Regions from separate parts of the Homo sapiens genome. Here regions 2, 3 and 4 are each linked to region 1. The links are chromatin contacts, found by Hi-C in ENCODE. All regions are on one chromosome and are shown on one strand. Each heading gives the region's core, a stretch centred on a gene start or an enhancer-like site at or near the end of the contact. The rest is flanking DNA. Distances are from core to core; before and after follow the strand shown. Region 1 holds the start of ZBTB2 (zinc finger and BTB domain containing 2). Region 2 overlaps UST (uronyl 2-sulfotransferase). Region 3 holds the start of TAB2 (TGF-beta activated kinase 1 (MAP3K7) binding protein 2). Region 4 overlaps IPCEF1 (interaction protein for cytohesin exchange factors 1).

Region 1 (4,380 bases), core at 1,071-3,570:
TTCCTTATTACTGTACTAGGGACATTTGTGGCTTTTCCACAATGAGACTTAGTAGAGAAATGACAGCTTCCCTTGGCCCTATCCTGAAATACACTAACTAGCTCTTCTCTGCCAGGGCTACCGTTTTCTCCCTAACCTTTGCAGATGTATGTATCCATATAAATGTTTCTATTTCAACAAACTGTAGAAAGTATACAGTCTGTACAGCTCCCCTTATAATGCTATTACCTGATGATCCTGACTACAAGTTGGAATTATCTGCATACTTGGCAAAATTCAAGTGTGGCTGCCTATGCCTCGAGAGAATGAGCAGCAAACCAGCCCAGTCCTAAATTCGAATAGCAGCTCTTAAAGAGAATAGGATGCTCTTGATAGGCTTTCTTTAGGACTGATATTCAATTTCTGGGCTTACCCCTGGGTTTATTTCTACAAGCCTATATAGAGTGTAACGCTAGAAAATATTCAGTGATGTTAAAAATAAGCATAGTTACTTTGACTCAAGACCAATTACTCTACACACACAGGCAAATTTCTGCCCAATGGTCTCAAGTTTAGCATTAGTTTTGCCCACTTTTTCTTTTATTCTTAAGTCAGTTTCACTCTTCACATGAGCACTCCACCAACACCATAAGGTTGAAAATTTTCAGAATGGAATTCCAAAAGAATTAAGAACCTACAGATCTCTAATTACAATTCTCTACAAAACAATCAACATCATTTTAGTTCCCTAGTAAGATGAGACAGACCTCAATACTCAAGCCAATCCAAGGAACCAGGCACCAGTCTGAAGGCCAACTTTGATATTCCAGTGACAGCGGTGCAGTAGAATACTTAGATCAGGGTCAGAATTTGGTTTTGGAGGCAGACATTTACCCACTAAAGTCATTTATCTAGCTGATCAAAAAACAGGAAAGTTCAAAGCGAGTATACACTGAATCTATTATCCATTTGAGAGCCACTGAAGCTACACAGCTGCTTATTTTGTCTTCAAAGAAGGAATTAGTCATCAGTACCTGCAGGTATAACTGGATTTCTAAATCAAACTCAGATTTTTAGGAGGGACACTTCTATGTATTAAATTGTCTTAAGATGGTAAGCTTGCCTTAAATGATTTGTAAACTATGTGCCAGGCATTGTGCTAGTGGTCAGACTGTGTAAACCAAAATGGGTTAGACATCACAACCAAGTTAGCATGCCTTGAAACCAGAGTATCCTAGAAACTGCTGCCTCCACTTCCTTAGGAATAAAGCCATATCCTTTCTAAATCTCAAAAAATCCTAGATGTGTAAAGAAATCATTAAATTCTAGTCCTCAAAGGACTGTATTTCCCCAAAAAAGACACGGATTCTAGAAAAATGGCAACAACCAAAAAGTAAACTTTAAAATGTTAAAAATGACCATCAGGAAATTCTAACTTCCCTGCCATGTTTCCGTGTTTCAGGATCTCCCCGTTAAAAGATTTTCCACACCTCTAAATCTAACAGAATAGCCAACTCTGGAATCCATACCTCAAAGACCAAAACCTAACAGGAGAATAAACTGTTCTCTTAACAAACATGCGTTGCAGACTTTCATTTTTGGGGGGGCCAAAACTTCAAAAACGAAAATCGTTGCTGAAATAACCATGAAATTCAACCCTAACAGAAACATCTTACGCCGCTCAACTCATCTGCAAGGTAAAGGAAGCACCTCTGCCTCTGTGCACGCTACAGGAATCTGTACTTCAGCATGACTTTCAGTTACCATTGGTGACACAAAGATACTGCTGGTTTACAGTATCTCCCCGGTTCTAAAGGCCACTCCATTTCAAGTCTTAAAGATTAAAACAAACACGAAAAGTCAAGGGACAAGGGTAAAGGCCAAGAGATCTCAAGCAGAAGCCGGCAGAAGGATACGAGCAGTGGCTCTCCATCTCTACCCCGAGCATCTCAAGGACTTGTGCTACCTAAACACTTTATGTAAACAAGGGGCTTGTGACTCAGGCCTCCAGCCCCAATAGGTGGAGAGAAGTTTCCTCGCCTCGGCTGCACATGGTCTGCAGAAGTTTGGCTGGAGCAGAGCGCGGAGCCTGGGTGGGAGCGGCAGTGGAGTGCTGCAGGCGGCGGCGGCGGCGGCAGAGCAGCAGGAGGCGGAGGCGGGCGGGGGGAGGGGAGCGGCTGGGGGGGGGGCGGAGGGGGCTCTTGCCGCCACTGCTCTCTCGCCGCCTCTCCCCCCCGGCGGGAGCCGCTCGCAGCCTCTTTGCACTAGTCTCTCCGCTCTCTCGGTCATGTGACCTTAACGTAACCGGACAGGAAAAGCCCCGCCGCCGCCGCCGCCGCCGCGCCGGAGACACCGACCGCGGCGGCAGCAGCAGCAGCAGCAGCGAGAGGCAGAGGCGGCGGCGGCGGGGAGGACAGCACGGCCGAGGCTGCCCAGAGGCGCCTCCTCCACACCCCCCGCCGCAGCAGCACCGGCGACAGGTAAGCGCGCACCGCCTCCGCCTCCCGGGGCCGGTGCCCACGTGCCACCCCCAGCCCAGGGTCCGGGAAGGCGGTGGGGGGGCGGGGGCCACCGGAGCTCGCAAACGGTTCCGGCAGAGGCGGTGGCAACAAAGACGACGAATGACCCTCGTACCAGGGCTACGGGTGCAGGCAGGCGGAAGGCCCGGGCCACTCGGGGACCCGGTTCTGGGAAGCGAGGGCAGGGGCGCCTCGCGGGGGCGGCGGCGGCTGCGCCTGGCGCCGGGGCTCTGGCCGCTTGACAAAACCATCCCCCGGAGCCAGGCGGCGGCGAGTCGGCGGCGCCTCCATCCGGGGTTTTGTGGGAGGGGGAGGGGACGGAAGCCGAGAGGGCGGGCGGCGGATCGGAGGGAGGGTGGGAGGGAGGAAGGGGAGGGGGGCGATTCGCGTTCGGTTCCCCGTGGCCGGTCCCTCCCTTCCCGCCGCCACCGCGAAGTGCGCCCTGGGCGGCGGCGGCCGGTGAGCGTCCCGCGCTGGAGCCCTCAGAGGCGGGCCCGTCAGGTGCGTAATCCTTCCGACGCCTCGCCGCCGCCTCCTGCTGCTGCCGCCGCTGCTGCTTCGGCGGCAAGGCCGCGAGCTGCGGAAGTGGGTTTGGGGGAGGGGAGGGAGGAGGGAGGGGGAGGGGAGGGATCCGGTCCGACCGGAGCAGGCCCGGCCTCTCTGGCGCTTCTCCCAGCTGCAGCGGCTCCTACAGCTGCTGCCGCTACTGCTGCGGCTCCGCCTCCCGCTCGCGGGCGGGGGCGCGCACGCGCGCTTCCGGCCTCCTCGGGTCTCGCGCTGTCTCCGGCTCTCGCGCGCGCTCATCCCTCTCCCTCTCTCCCTGTCTGGGCCACCCCCGCCCCCGGCGCCGGGGCTGTTGCGCCGGCCGGGGCGTTGCGCACGGCGTAGGCGTCGGCATTGTGTTAAACTCCGCGGGACTTGGGGCGAGCGCGCGCGCGCACGCGGGACTGAGGGAAGCGGCGAGCGTGCAACGCGGCCGGAGTGCGTCGCCCCTCCCTCCCCCTCAGCCCCTCGGGGACGGGGACAGGGAGGGGGCGGGGCCGGCGAGACCGGAGGGGGCCAGAGGGCCCCGGCGCCGCGCCCCCGGCCCCGCCCCGGGGCGGGTGGGACGAGGTGGCTGTTGCGGCGCGCTCAGGCGGGCGGGGGACGCGTCGGCCTCTGTGGCGCCGCCCTTGTCGCCTGCTCGCTGAGGCTGCAGGCCGGGCCCCAGTCCCGGGTACGGAGCGTGTTGAGCCGGCGGCCTCCAGCTTCCGCCCGACGCGCCATCTGCGCCTGCGATACAGCCCGGTTTGGCCCCGAGCGCGCTGTGCTTTCGGCTGCTTAGCCTTGGGGCGTGGGACCCGCGCGGCCCTCACGCCCCAACCGGACTCCAAGGCGGGGAGGCTGCTTCCCGGGGCCGGCGTCGTTTTCTCGGTGTAGCGAAACCTCTAAACCCTTCTTGTTTAAACAAAGCCGCAAGAGAGAACTTTTTAGCCAGAAGCTGCAAAGGAAGCTGGGTTTTGCCGCTTTTAGCTGGTAGTAAAAGAGGCAATAAAGAAGCGAGGGTAGCAGAGCAGGCGAGTGCCTGGGCCGGGAGAAGCTGCAGCTACGCCTTTTACTGCAGGAACTTCCACCCGAATACGTGAACTCCTAATTATGCCTTGGGGATATAACCCGGCTCTCGCTCCCCGCCTCCCCCAGCTGCATTGTTCATTAGCTCTTTCATCATACAATGGGTCCACTGAGTTTGTGAGCCTTGATTCTATTCATTTTATCAGGGTATTGTTTTAGTAAAATAAAGCATAAAGAAGGTCAGAATTATCAGAACTCCAGGGGGTCTCTGGGTTTGCTTAAACGCGCTGCCCTGTCCTTGCTAATGTAAATCATCCATCTATGCCAACCC
Region 2 (4,032 bases), core at 316-2,815, 2.3 Mb after region 1:
TGATAAGCTAATGTCAGTAGACACCAGGACCATGTGAGGGAAAAATCCCTGGGTATCATGGCTATGACTTTGAAAAGCAGGGGTAGGCCGGGTGCGGTGGCTTAGGCCTGTAATCCCAGCACTTTGAGAGGCCAAGGTGGTGGATCACTTGAGGTCAGGAATTTGAGACCAGCTTGGCCAACATGGCAAAACCTCGTGTCCACTAAAAATGCAAAAATTAGCTGGGCATGGTGGTGCATGCCTGTAATCCCAGCCACTCAGGAGGCTGAGAGTCGCTTGAACCCGGGAGGCAGAGGTTGCAGTGAGCTAACGCCACCGCACTGCAGCGACATAGCGAGACCCCATTTCAAAAAAAAAAAAAAAAAAAAAAAAAAGAAAAGAAAAGAAAAGCAGAGTAACAGAGTTAAATGTTTGATATGGATACTGATATACTATAAAAATGTTATAGACATATTAAAACTTGCAAATGCAGCCTGGGAAAAAAATTAAAACATTTTAATTTTTCTGACATGAGAGAAGAAACAGAGAAGAGCACTGACATGCATTAGGTTTTAGGTCAACAACAGGCTATAAATGAAGGTAGTTGCGATGACTTCTTGAGCTGAACTTTCATGGCCAATGGCTGTGAGAAACTGCAGAAGCTTCTGATGTCAGATGGAAGAGAAGGGACTGATTGTCAGGTTAGACTTTTGATGCAGCACAAGCATGAAATTGTGGTGCAATGCACTGACCATTAACCACCAGCCTTCCCCTTTGATAAGACATGGGTGGGAGTGATAAAGGGGAAATGAAAAAGAAACAATCAGCCAATGCTAGAAAGGCCATTATGTGAATTAGAAGCAGGTAAGAAAGAGGTGCTAGTGTTACTAAGAAACGTGCTCAAAGGTATCATTAGGTTCCGTTAGGATTGGTTCACTTTGGAAACTGCATTAGAGACAGGTGGGGGAGGGGACAGGAGAAACGGGTAACTTGAATGACATTCAAAGCATTCTTAAAAAGTGTGTTCAATGAATGGAAAATCAAAGATGTTTGAAAGAGAAAAGTCAACAAATGGAAAAGCTGTAACCCATTCCATTTTAGTTTAGTTTTATTGGGGCATGAAATGAAATTTCATAATGTTCTAAAAACAACAACTTAACTGCATAAAACTGAATAAGTGAACCGGCATTAAATCCATACTGTATTTTTTAAAATCTCATTTTGATATAATAATAGTAACTGGTTAGTTAGGTCATAGTCCTCTTCCTCAAGTCACGCACAGTTAAAGAAATATTTCTAAAAATTTCTAATTGCTCCTACATTCTAGCAAAACCATACATCGACTTGCTGGTTGATTTATGACTTTCTAGTAACCTTTACTCTCAAATGGCTTCTACCAAATGATTTATTTACTTGGTCTATGCTGAGGTAACCTCCTGGCTGGGCTGACTGCCGTCCTTTCAGCTCGAAGTGTAAAGGATTGAGTCCCCTCACTAAGACATTTCTTGAGTTTCTGTGAGAGCTGTGGGTTCTCATGCGATAAACCATGAGTCTTAGGTTCAATTTTGAAATGTCTCTCTTTCAGATTGCTTGAGCCGGGGAGGTCTAGGCTGCAGTGAGCTGTGACTGCACCACTGTACTCCAGTCTGGGCAACAGAGTGAGACCTTGTCCAAAACAAACAATAAACAAACACCCAGAACAAATAAAAAATGTCTCTCCTTCCTCGTCATTTCTCTTTGGAGAAAAAAGAAAATCTTTGACAATTTCTGACCCACTGAACAATGTAAAGTGGCAAAGTTTCACACTTTTGCCAAAGGCTTCTAATTTCAAGCCTTTTTCTGGTCCACGGTGGTGCTTCACCTCACTCTTGTCTTTCCTGCCCAGTTTCCTCTCTTAGATTACAAACTTAATCTACTAAATGCCTGCCCCCCGACAATAGCAGAGTTTTATAAGATCTGTATAAAGTCATTAGTTTTCCCATTAAGCATCGGTGTCCCCCAACTCCAGCCTGTAAGATGCACACAGTATCTGGAACCACAGAAGATTGCTAAGACAATGTTAGGTGTCTGACACCTTTTAGCTATAAGTGCAAGATGATGTGGTTGAACATCAAAGGCTGTGGAACATGCAACCAGGAATCAGCATATCCTCATTGAAAACTTTTACACCATTTCTACCAAAAAAGATTAAATTCTAATTGAATGCTACTTACTCATCACTTCTTGAGTTTTACATGTGACAATAAAATGAAGGCCTACTGGTTACTGGTTGGCTAGAAGGGAAAGCAAGTGAAAGCTCTTTGGCTCTTCTTTGGGTAGATTTAATTCTACCGCACCCCCCTCCCTTTCTGAACATTTACAAAACCCTCAAGTACTTTTCTTTCCCTCCTTCTCCATTTTTTTCCCACGAGGTCCAAAGTCCCAGGGAGGGAGCTGCTGGGCATGGGGGGATGGGGTGAGAATAGGGTAGGGAACCACAGCTGCTCTCAAATTGTGCTGGTGTCTTGGACAGGGGTGACAGATGGTGGCAGGAGAGCCATTATTCCCACCCTGCCAAGCTCATGACAGCCATTTCACAGAGGTCACGGCCAGGCTCCACCTGACAATACTTGTGCCAATGTTTCTAAGCTTCTGTGACCAACTGTCCAAAAAGGCACTAGATATGAGCCCCAATTCTTGTACTTTTTAGCTGAGAGAATGCTTTGAAGGCTTTTCAACCATCAGGCTTCTGTGCATTCCCTGAGGTATTTAGACCCGGTGCTTCGATAAATTAGTGGTTGCAACTGAGCACATAATTCCTTATATCCACTTAGAATGTTTATGAGATAATTAGTTCTCAATTTCATACAGCACCATCGGTTCACCTCCTGATCAGACAGATACATGAGTGGCTATTTTTTTGGAAGTATGGCAAACATAGTTGAAGTCAGTTGACATTAGGTTATACCTCATAGAGCATATAGTAAATAAGTCATATCCATAATTGTCATAGAAAAAACACACAACACATAAGTTTGGGTTTATAGCCACAAAGAGGAACATAGAAGACAGGGAAAAATATGACCCTGAACATGAGCATGGAATGTTTTCAAACTTATTGATATTCACAGTCTTTATTCATAGCATCTTGATGGGATTCATGAGTAACAAAGGGCTTTGTGGAAATATCTGAAGGCCAATAATTCTTTTTAACAGACTAACAAGACCAAATTACTATTAAATTGATTTCAGTAGTTGGTAACCGTACTTATTTCTGGTAGACTACATATTTCAATAAACAACTTTAAAAACAAATGTCACTGAATGTCAATTCACTATAAATTTAACAGTGAATATGTCATAAAATATTTTTATATCTAAACAACTAAAATAATAATAGGACCCTAAAAAGACTTTTAAAAAGTGTTCATTAATCAAGTTTTGTTCTATATGATAAATGATGTACTCTAAGAATTTCTAAAACTCCAATAGATACTTGCTGTAACTAAACTGGAAAGGGTTCCCATTTTTGCTTTGCTATTTTAGAAAAATAAGGAGTATTCCTTGGATTGTTTGCTTTCTTAAATTCCACTCTCCGATTCATTAAAACCCTTATGAAAACCAAAGTTGCTGACATGACTGAAACAAATGGCTTTACTGTTAACCAGATTGAGTCTTTGCAAGCACTTTATTAAAGCGATTTTAGTAATTCCAACTAGTAAAGTCTTCCCCCACCAACAAAAAAATAAAACAAAGTAACACATTTAGAATATCAATGAACATCACCTCAACAGAACCACTAAGCTTTCCAGAAACACTGTGTTCTTGAGAATTCAGCAGAATAACATTTCATAGAATCCTACTTTTCTAGCTACCCCATCTCCCTCAGATAATCATGTTTTAGATTTTGCCCTTTTCAGAGAGAGAGAGAGAGAGAGAGACCAGTTAAGAGCTTACGAGCACGGGGTTGCAAGTCACCTGGGCCTGGGTTGAATGTTCAATCACTTGAGTGCTGCTAGCGACCAGCTCAGTAACATAGAAGCGTTATGAATCATCTCTAAGTTGGTGGTTTCC
Region 3 (4,138 bases), core at 340-2,839, 2.1 Mb after region 1:
CAATACTCTGCTACTGTATGAACAGTGTAGTAAGCAGAAGTGAAAAAACTGAAAGCAAATATTCTATTCCATGCCCACTAAAATTCCCGGCCAAATCTGGAATTGCATAATGATCATCATAACCTTTAGAGTATGCTAAAGCGGAAACGAAATTCCTTTTCTAAAATGTGAATCAATCTGACCCCAAAATTAGACACTTTACAAACTTACCTAAAACAGACAAAATGGATGCAAAATTATATTGCCGTACAGTTGCTCTGAATACGATCTTAGCGTTCAAGAACTTTCCAATGAATAAGGGTACTCAACAGCCTGCACTGGGGGCCTAAATTTCGTGAACTACGGAGAAACCCCTGTGAGGCTGCAAATTCCCTCCGCTCTCCTGGAAAACCCTCTTATCAGAAACATTTGAAGAATTTATCCACAACAATTAAGCTGACTTGAAGAATGGAAACCTAACATCTCAAATATACTATATATGGAATGAAACATGGCCAAACACATAAATACAAACTCACACGGTCTCTGACACTTTGGTGTACGACTGTGCCTGAACATCTCACAGCATCAGCAACAGAAAGATCCACCTGTCACCTGTTCAGCACCGCCAAGAGACCCTTGCAGCCTCCCTGACTCAACCACAATCGTAGGGTTTGAGGTTGATGGGACCGAAAACCAGAAACATCCAGTGAAATTTAAGGGGCCACATATTCATAGTAGGGCTTGCCCCCCACTTCAAAGACGGCTGCAGAAAACCAAGATCCGCAAAGGAACGATGTTCTCCCTCCCGCCCGACCCCCACATAACTGCCCCGTGTCTGTCCCCAAAACCCCCGCCCCTGAGTCATCTTTAACTAGACCTCGGCTCCCCAAAAGGAGATTTTTCCTCCCCCGCCCCCACCTCACACATGCCTGGGGGCGGGTCAGGGGCGCCGACGCAGGGAGGGGCCCTCCCGAGCCCCTTGCGCCCTCCCCCACCCGGGGCTCTCCTAGGCGCTCGATTCCAATGAAGCTCCCCCTCCCCCCCCGCACGGACGCCCCGGAGCCCAGGCCCGGCCCGATGCTCCCCACCCCCACCGGACTGGGGGACTCGGGGGGCCTCCCTCTCCGCCACGCCACTGGGGGAAGGAAAGAGGCGGAGGGAGGAAGAGTGCAAGTTAGAAGCGAACGCCCCGCACGGGCCTCGCGAGGCGGCAGAGCCCCTTCCAGACGGAGGGGGGTGCGGGGCGATGAGGGGAGAGCCAGGTTGGGGATCCCGCCGAGGCCCGGCAGCGCTGTCCGCTTACCCTTTGCCGCCGCCGCTTCCCCCTCCTCCTCCTCGGCCGCCGCCGCCGCCGCCTCTCCCACTAGGGCAGCCGTCTCCACCGTCGCCTCCGCCACCACGGCCGCCGCCAGCGCCGCCGCCGCCTCCGGTTCCACCCGGCAGGGGGGACACCTCAGCCCTCCCTCCCTCCCCGCTCAGCCCCCTCCGCTCGCCCGCCGCCGCCAACTCCCTCCGGCCGCCGCCGCCGCCACCGCTCCTGGCTGAGGGGGAGGGGAGGGGGTCGGGCTGGGTCGCCCCGCCGGCGGCTGCAGCAGATCAAAAACGACGGCTGGGCGGCGTCGCCGCTCCCCAATCCTCAGCTCCGGCTCGCTCGGCCTCCCCACCTCCCTCTGCCCCCACCCCCCTCGCGCTCGCCTGCCCTCCCCCCACCCCCCCAGCTCTCGCTCGCTCTCGCCGCGGCTCCGCCAGCCCAGTCCAAATCAAAATACTGTCACACAATATGGCGGCGCGGCGGCCGGCAAACACCGCGAGATCTGCAGCCGCGGCTGAGGCGGCGGCTGTGACGAGGCCTCCCCTAGCCGAACGGCGGGGGAGCAGCAGGCGGCGGCGGCGGCGGCGGCTGCGGCTGCGGCCCGGGGATGCTCTTCCTCCGACCTGTACCCCTCCCCCGACACTCGCAGTCTCTACGCCTGTCTTGCTAGGGCTGGAGGGAGGACGCGGGCCGCCGCTGGGGCCGTGCGAGGGGGGTGCCGGTGCGGGCAGCCCGGGGAGGGCTGGGACCCCCTTTCTCCGCCTGGGCCCCCCATCCTTGGGGGTAGGTTGCGGGTTCCACCTCCCGCCACGGGGGCCGCTAGCAGTTTGGGCTGAGGGAAGAAAGGAACTGAGCTCGCGTCCCAGCTGCACCTAGCGGAGGGGCTGGCCGGGTCCGGAAGTGGGTGGCGGGACTTGCCGGGCGGCCGGCGGCGCCGCGCGGGTGGGGTCCGGGGGCCCGGCCGGACCCCGGGGCGCTGCGGCGGCCGAGAGGAGCAGGTGGGCCCGCGGCGGAGGCTGGCGCCGGGTCGCTGCGGTCCGGGACACACCCCCTTGGAGCCGGATCGCACCGCCGGCTAACGGGAGGGACCCGTGCAGAATCGTCCCTAGGGTGTGCGGGAGACGTCTTGGGAGCCTCACAACTGGCAACTTCGAGACTTGGAAAAAGTGTCGGCTTCTGACTTTTCTTGAGCAGTTGAGGGGGAAAAAAGAAATCTAAATGCTGCGAGGGTTTCGTTGTTTCGATTTTATTTTAATTGCACGTTCCTAGAAGTCCTAGAAGCAGAGCCAAAGACTAGCTTTGCGGGAAGAGGGGGGGCCTTCAAGTTTCTACCTCCTTAAATAAATATTTGTTTAGTGTCCCCCTAGGGAAAAAAAAAGCGTGTTTAATACTCAGACGTTTCTCACAATGTGAAATATTTATTTAAAAATTCTAGCGCTTCCATGGTGTCCAAAACACTAGGGCATTTTTCTGCCCCTGTCCAAAATGTCCATATCCCTGGCAGTTTCTTCCTTGAAACAATTCTTACTCCAGAGAAAAATCCTAAAGGACCATTTTTATACTTTTATTTCCAGTGTGAGCACTGTAGCTACAGTGAGAATTTTTTTTAAACCATCTTTTAAATAGTAGAGCCTTCCTCACAGTTAAAAGTTCTTTCTCCCCACTTCCTTTTTCCTCATTCATCCTTTGAAAATACCTGAAGTCTGGGCTATAGCACCAATTCAAATACTTTGCCACTTCAAAAGCTGAAAGTACTTATGATTTACAATATCGGAATTTAATTATTCTCCATTGGTGATACCATTAAGAGAAGCAAAAGTAAAATTAGGATTTACAAAATTGGGAAGATTCTAGTTTTACTGGCGAGAAGAAATCATTAACTTTAACGCTTTACAGCAGTTCTCTGAGGAATTATTTCCATACTCAATGATAAAATAATTGATTAAATAATTTTAGATAAACTGAATCCATTAAGTAAATTTCACTTGTCTTTGAAACCATTATAAAGTACAGAGGCAACAATTGCTTTTGAAATGGTAGGATGATGTATTTTATGCAAATTTTTAAAAAAATTTATGGAATGTACATGTACGTATTTTAATAGAAATATAATGCTTTATAGATTATAGGTTTGAGCAGGTCAAGTCTAAAAACCAGTGGGGGGCAAAGAAGGTACATATAACAAATACATCCTTGCACCAGCAGTGCACTTAGAGCTATGTAGTCATGAGGAAGCATCAGACAAACCCAAGTAGAGGAAAATAAAATATAAAATAACTAGCCTGTATTTTTAAATCATGACCAATGTCATAAAAGACAAAGACTGCAGACTAGAAAAAACTAAAGACATGGTAACGAAATGCAATATGTGACCCTGAACTGGATCCTTTACTGGAGGAGAAAAATGTCATATAGGACATTATTGGGATAATTGGCGAAATTGGAATATGGGCTGTAGATTAAAGAATTGTATCAATGTTAAATTTCCTGAATATGTTTGCATGAGAATATCCTTGTTTATAAGCAAACACACTGAAATATTAAGGGGTAAAAGAACATGATATATGTGATTTTCTCCCAAACGGTTCAGAAAAAAATAAAATACATACATATACACACATACACACATCTGTTACACACATATACAGAAAGAAGAGATTGATACAATTTAAACCTTGGTGGTGAATCTGGGTTATTTTTAAAATAAAACAATTAAAAATTGGTGAATCCGGATGTTTTTGTACCGTTCTTGCAATTTTTGGTAAGCGTGAAATTATTGCTAAGTAAATAGTTTTTAAAACCCAAGAGCTTTAAACTTCAGAGAGTTCCTTTATCTCACTAAGA
Region 4 (3,949 bases), core at 1,429-3,928, 2.9 Mb before region 1:
CTCCACGACAACCTTCTCTCCTGCCTCTCTTTACTTTTTCTTTGGCTGTTAATGGCACAGTCCCCTTGCTGGGCTTCTATTGCTTTTCTGGGGCATGTTGGTTTTCCTTTGGATTCTGATGTTGAGCGTTTGTCATTCTATACATTCTCTGGGTGATCTGACCAAAACATGAGACTTCTACTCTTTATACAGTGACAAGTCAACATTTTATGTCTTTATTCCAGATTTTCCTCCCAATATCTAATCCCTTATATACTGCTGTATACCAAGTATTTCCACTTAGATGTCTCACATGTTTATCAGACTCAGTATCTTTACTGCTGAAACAATATGTACATTTCTAACTGTGTTCTCTATGGTGCTAAGTCATTTATTGCAATTGTTTCAGCTAGAAACTCCACGATTTTCCCTGGAACTTTGCTCTTCCCCACTTTCTACATTGTCTTCCTCCTTCTTCCGTCTTCTCTTGCACCCTTCCTGCAGCTCCTTATCTCCTCTCCCTTCCTTCCTCCCCTTCTTCCCAGTCCTCCTTTCATTTCTTCTTTTCCTCTTCTAGGTGGAAAGTGCCGTGGTATCCATCTTCGCCACAATCTCTAGTCCTTGCTTCCCTGCCCTACTTCTTAACAAAACAGCAACAATGCAAACAAATATCCTAACAGTTTACTATGCAGAGTTTTATTCTTGAAATACCTATTTTCACTTTACCATTTACTTTGGTGACTTTGGGCAAAATTCTGAAGCTCCGTTTGCTTTAATTTCCACTTCTGTAAAGTGGATATAATAATAGCACCTGAGCCAGAAAGGTGGCTATGAGAGTTCAATGCTAGTAATCTTGAAAAGACTCAGAGCAGCGCCTGGCACATGCGAGCATGATATGATTATTAAGCTTTATTCATATGTTTTAGCTGTCATTGTGGTTTTTTAAAATAAGAGATGGGATCTTGTTATGTTGTCCAGGCCAGTTTTGAGCTCCTGGGCTCAAGACATCCTCCCACCCCGGCCTCCCAAATCACTGACATAGGCGTGAGTCATCACATCCAACCTCTGTCATTGTTTTTATTACTGCTTCTGTTATTATTGTTAGAATGTCTATTGTCTTTCTTCATTATCCACTACTATGACAGATTATTTCAATTAATGTATTAAGTATTATTTAAGGTGGTTAGTCTTCTGAAAAAATTAAGCAAGCTTTTCATGTTTTCACAGGTAAATGTCTATTAATTGGATGCTTTAGAATCTCCTTTAAAAAGTTGAGTCTATTTTTCTGGGAAGGATAAAAAACGTTTGTGGAGATGTCAGGGGTTTCTGGAAGAACATCCCTAACAGCTCTATCAGTGCTGTGCCGATCTGGTATGGCTCTAAAATAGTCAGGAATTTCTGTGGCTTGGTTGTTAAAATATTGGTAATTTGAAACTGTCAATGATGTGAGGGTTTCTACCACAGAAATTGACAAAAGCCACCAGTTAGGGCTCCTGCAACCAGAGAGCCCATTTTACCAGCATATCACTGTATAGTTTTTGCTAAAGATTAGGATCACTATGAAGTCTGATGTAATGACAGAGCATCTTACTGTGAATTTTAATACATCTTGGGGTAAATTTTGCCTGCAAGGTTTAACAACTACTATATGGATTATAAGTCAATATAACAGTTACCCGTAACCTGGGCGTTAGCCCCAACATTCAATATCAAAGGAGTTTCCTTTGTATATTTTCTACTGGGTCTTTTGTATATTTCCATGTGTTTTTGAGTGATTCGTGGCCAAATGAAGTTTTTGAACCATCTTTTAAAAAGTTAAAGAAAAATACACTTCTTCAATGAAAAAGAAATACATATTTTCAAAGAAAAATTTCCCCTCAACTTTAGAAGTAAGTTAGGGCAAAATCAGATTTTTAGAATAATTTTTTAGTTTTACCTATAACATTCAAACTGGAAGAAAATAGAATGAGAAAATATCTTACTAGGCTCTGAATATTTATGATGATAGCAAGTTATAATTTCCCCTATTGAAAAACCATCTCATAAAATGCTCAACTGGTTGCTTGCTTTTTTTTTTTTTTTACTTACCTAGCGAAAAACCACATGCAAGATCATTTTGAAACGGACTAGTTCACGGGTTCCACTTCCTGTTGTGAGGAGTAAAATCTATCTTAGATGCAATAAAGTTCTCAAAGATTGTTTTCACTGTCTCATATAAACCAATTTAGGTTTCAAATTCATGTATGTTAGGTGAAACTGAAACTCCCTGAATTTGTTATTTCTATAATATGCAGTCTGTTTCTGGTCAGGGAAAACAGTTTTAACAGTTAATAATTTGCTTTAAGAGAATTATTGTCAGAACAGGGTTGACTCAATGACTCAATAACTAAGCTCCCTCCCCCACTTAAAAACAAACAAAAAAAAAGCCTTTCTTTGAGTTGGGTGCCTGTTCTGCTTGAGGTATTGTTCTCATCCCATCCTAGGCATAAGAACGTGGTGTAGACCAAGGGTTGGTCTTGGGCAGAATTGAGACAAAGCTCACATTTTGGGGCTTTCCCTGGAAGTAGCCCTAAGGTGGAGCCGGAGGGCTCCAGTCCCACTGGGTGCTCACAAGGAATGGGTGGAGGATACTCACTGGTACCCAGCTGGGAGCGATGGAAGGAGCATCACTTCCTCTCTGCCTTGGCTGATCCCATCGCTGCCCTCCAGGGACTTTCCTCTCATTTGTTCATCTGAAGGCTGCTCTTCTTGTTTGAACTAATGTAATTTCATCTTGTTCATTGGAGGCCTGAGCACTCTAGGAATGACTGTTAACAACGCCCTTTTCTCCCTATTCCCCTGGTTCTTGGTTTGTCTCAAGTGCTTGCTAGGGACTCCTGGACCCCAGATTTCCCAAATCTTACCCAGCATCTACATTCACGAATTCTCTTCTTTGTCTTTAGTCCTGGCTCTCAGCTAAAATTTAGCCACTCAAATAATATACATATTTGGGCAAAAATATTTTGCCAATAGGTACTAGTTGGGTTTTACTGATCTCAGAGAATTGGCATATCAAAAAAAGGTCCCAGGAGATGATTTGAGGGAATGATAGGAACTTTAGAACACAAGACAGGTCAGTGTGGGAGATATTTGTGAAGTGAGGCTGAGACTAGGTCCTTTTCATGATAACTTGCCTGGATTTTAGTAACATGCCATGATTATAACATGTCTATCTTTGCTTAAAATTTAAGGTAATTACTGCCATCTTTATGGATGATTAATTTTGGGGGGGATAAATTTTACTCTAACATTGGTCAGATGAAATGTCAGTGCAATATTTCTTGGGATCTATATTTCCCAGGAAATATAATTTAAACACTTTAGCTTCGTTGTAATTGCTGAAGGATACATAAATCATACTTATAAAAATTATGATTTTTTTCTGTTTATTAGATATAAAGTATTTGTTTATCTCAACGATATAATATTATATTACACATACTCATATAAAGGGATGTTGTTTAGTTCTCAGAGGATTTTCACAAATAAATCTTGTAAAATCTTTATAAGACCTATAGGATTAGAATTATTATCAATATCTTCATTTTATAAATGAAGAAGCAGATTCAGAGAGTGCTATTTTCTTGGGCACCACAGCTACTAATTATAATAGCCAGGAATTGGTTCCAGGCCTCTGGATTTAAAGACCTTCTCCTCTTTTCACTATGTCATATCCCTTCTTCAAACATACAGTAGAACCATATACAATAGCTATCAGATCAATAGTTAGATATGTAGACTATAAGCCAGGAACCTCTAGAAAACATTATAAAATGCTGTACTAAGATTACATACCAAATTTTGGAACTGCTTTTCATTTTCACACGTTTTTTCCCCTGAGTTCTCTACCTGTTAACGGAAAAGGTTGTCTTTCAAATTTAAATCAGTTCAGCTTAGATATTTGTAAAGAAAAAACAAATAGAACTTCTTT

What was found. Hi-C counts contacts between places; a loop is a spot of excess contacts on that map. Pooled maps may share reads with other maps.
Region 2: a loop to region 1 is called in a pooled map, with 8 times the contacts of the local background. The contact joins the enhancer-like site here to the promoter of ZBTB2 in region 1. A Hi-C loop is called at or near these places in 1 of 168 maps with a recorded cell type or tissue (naive thymus-derived CD4-positive, alpha-beta T cell), 2 of 37 single-sample maps with no recorded cell type and 6 of 50 pooled maps.
Region 3: a loop to region 1 is called in a map of natural killer cell, with 16 times the contacts of the local background. The contact joins the promoter of TAB2 here to the promoter of ZBTB2 in region 1. A Hi-C loop is called at or near these places in 4 of 168 maps with a recorded cell type or tissue (Caco-2, naive thymus-derived CD4-positive, alpha-beta T cell and natural killer cell) and 13 of 50 pooled maps.
Region 4: a pooled map shows a loop between it and region 1 (8-fold over the local background). The contact joins the enhancer-like site here to the promoter of ZBTB2 in region 1. A Hi-C loop is called at or near these places in 10 of 50 pooled maps.

Annotation. Positions count from the first base shown.
Region 1 is chr6:151,389,499-151,393,878 of GRCh38, reverse strand. It overlaps ZBTB2 (zinc finger and BTB domain containing 2), which reads left to right and starts at 2,320. Exons shown (of 3, transcript NM_020861.3): 1 at 2,320-2,459. LOC124901232 (translation initiation factor IF-2-like) reads right to left here. Exons shown (of 3, transcript XM_047419613.1): 2 at 3,407-3,925; 3 at 1-3,174. The coding sequence ends at 2,275. RefSeq lists an enhancer at 1,435-2,307 and silencers at 2,289-2,348, 2,359-2,748, 2,829-3,758.
Region 2 is chr6:149,052,460-149,056,491 of GRCh38, reverse strand. All of the region lies in intron 7 of UST (uronyl 2-sulfotransferase), which reads right to left. Among named protein-coding and RNA genes, the nearest start is that of UST-AS2, 22 kb to the right of the region's middle. RefSeq lists an enhancer at 1,958-2,077. Within about 2 kb of position 1,565, at least 4 of the 41 ENCODE cell types and tissues checked have a DNase peak (open chromatin) inside an H3K27ac peak, as active enhancers do.
Region 3 is chr6:149,315,163-149,319,300 of GRCh38, reverse strand. TAB2 (TGF-beta activated kinase 1 (MAP3K7) binding protein 2) reads right to left here and starts at 1,589. Exons shown (of 7, transcript NM_001292034.3): 1 at 1,286-1,589. RefSeq lists enhancers at 257-366, 527-706 and silencers at 797-1,696, 1,787-2,326, 2,377-2,446.
Region 4 is chr6:154,248,365-154,252,313 of GRCh38, reverse strand. All of the region lies in intron 3 of IPCEF1 (interaction protein for cytohesin exchange factors 1), which reads left to right. Among named protein-coding and RNA genes, the nearest start is that of IPCEF1, 110 kb to the left of the region's middle. Within about 2 kb of position 2,678, at least 5 of the 41 ENCODE cell types and tissues checked have a DNase peak (open chromatin) inside an H3K27ac peak, as active enhancers do.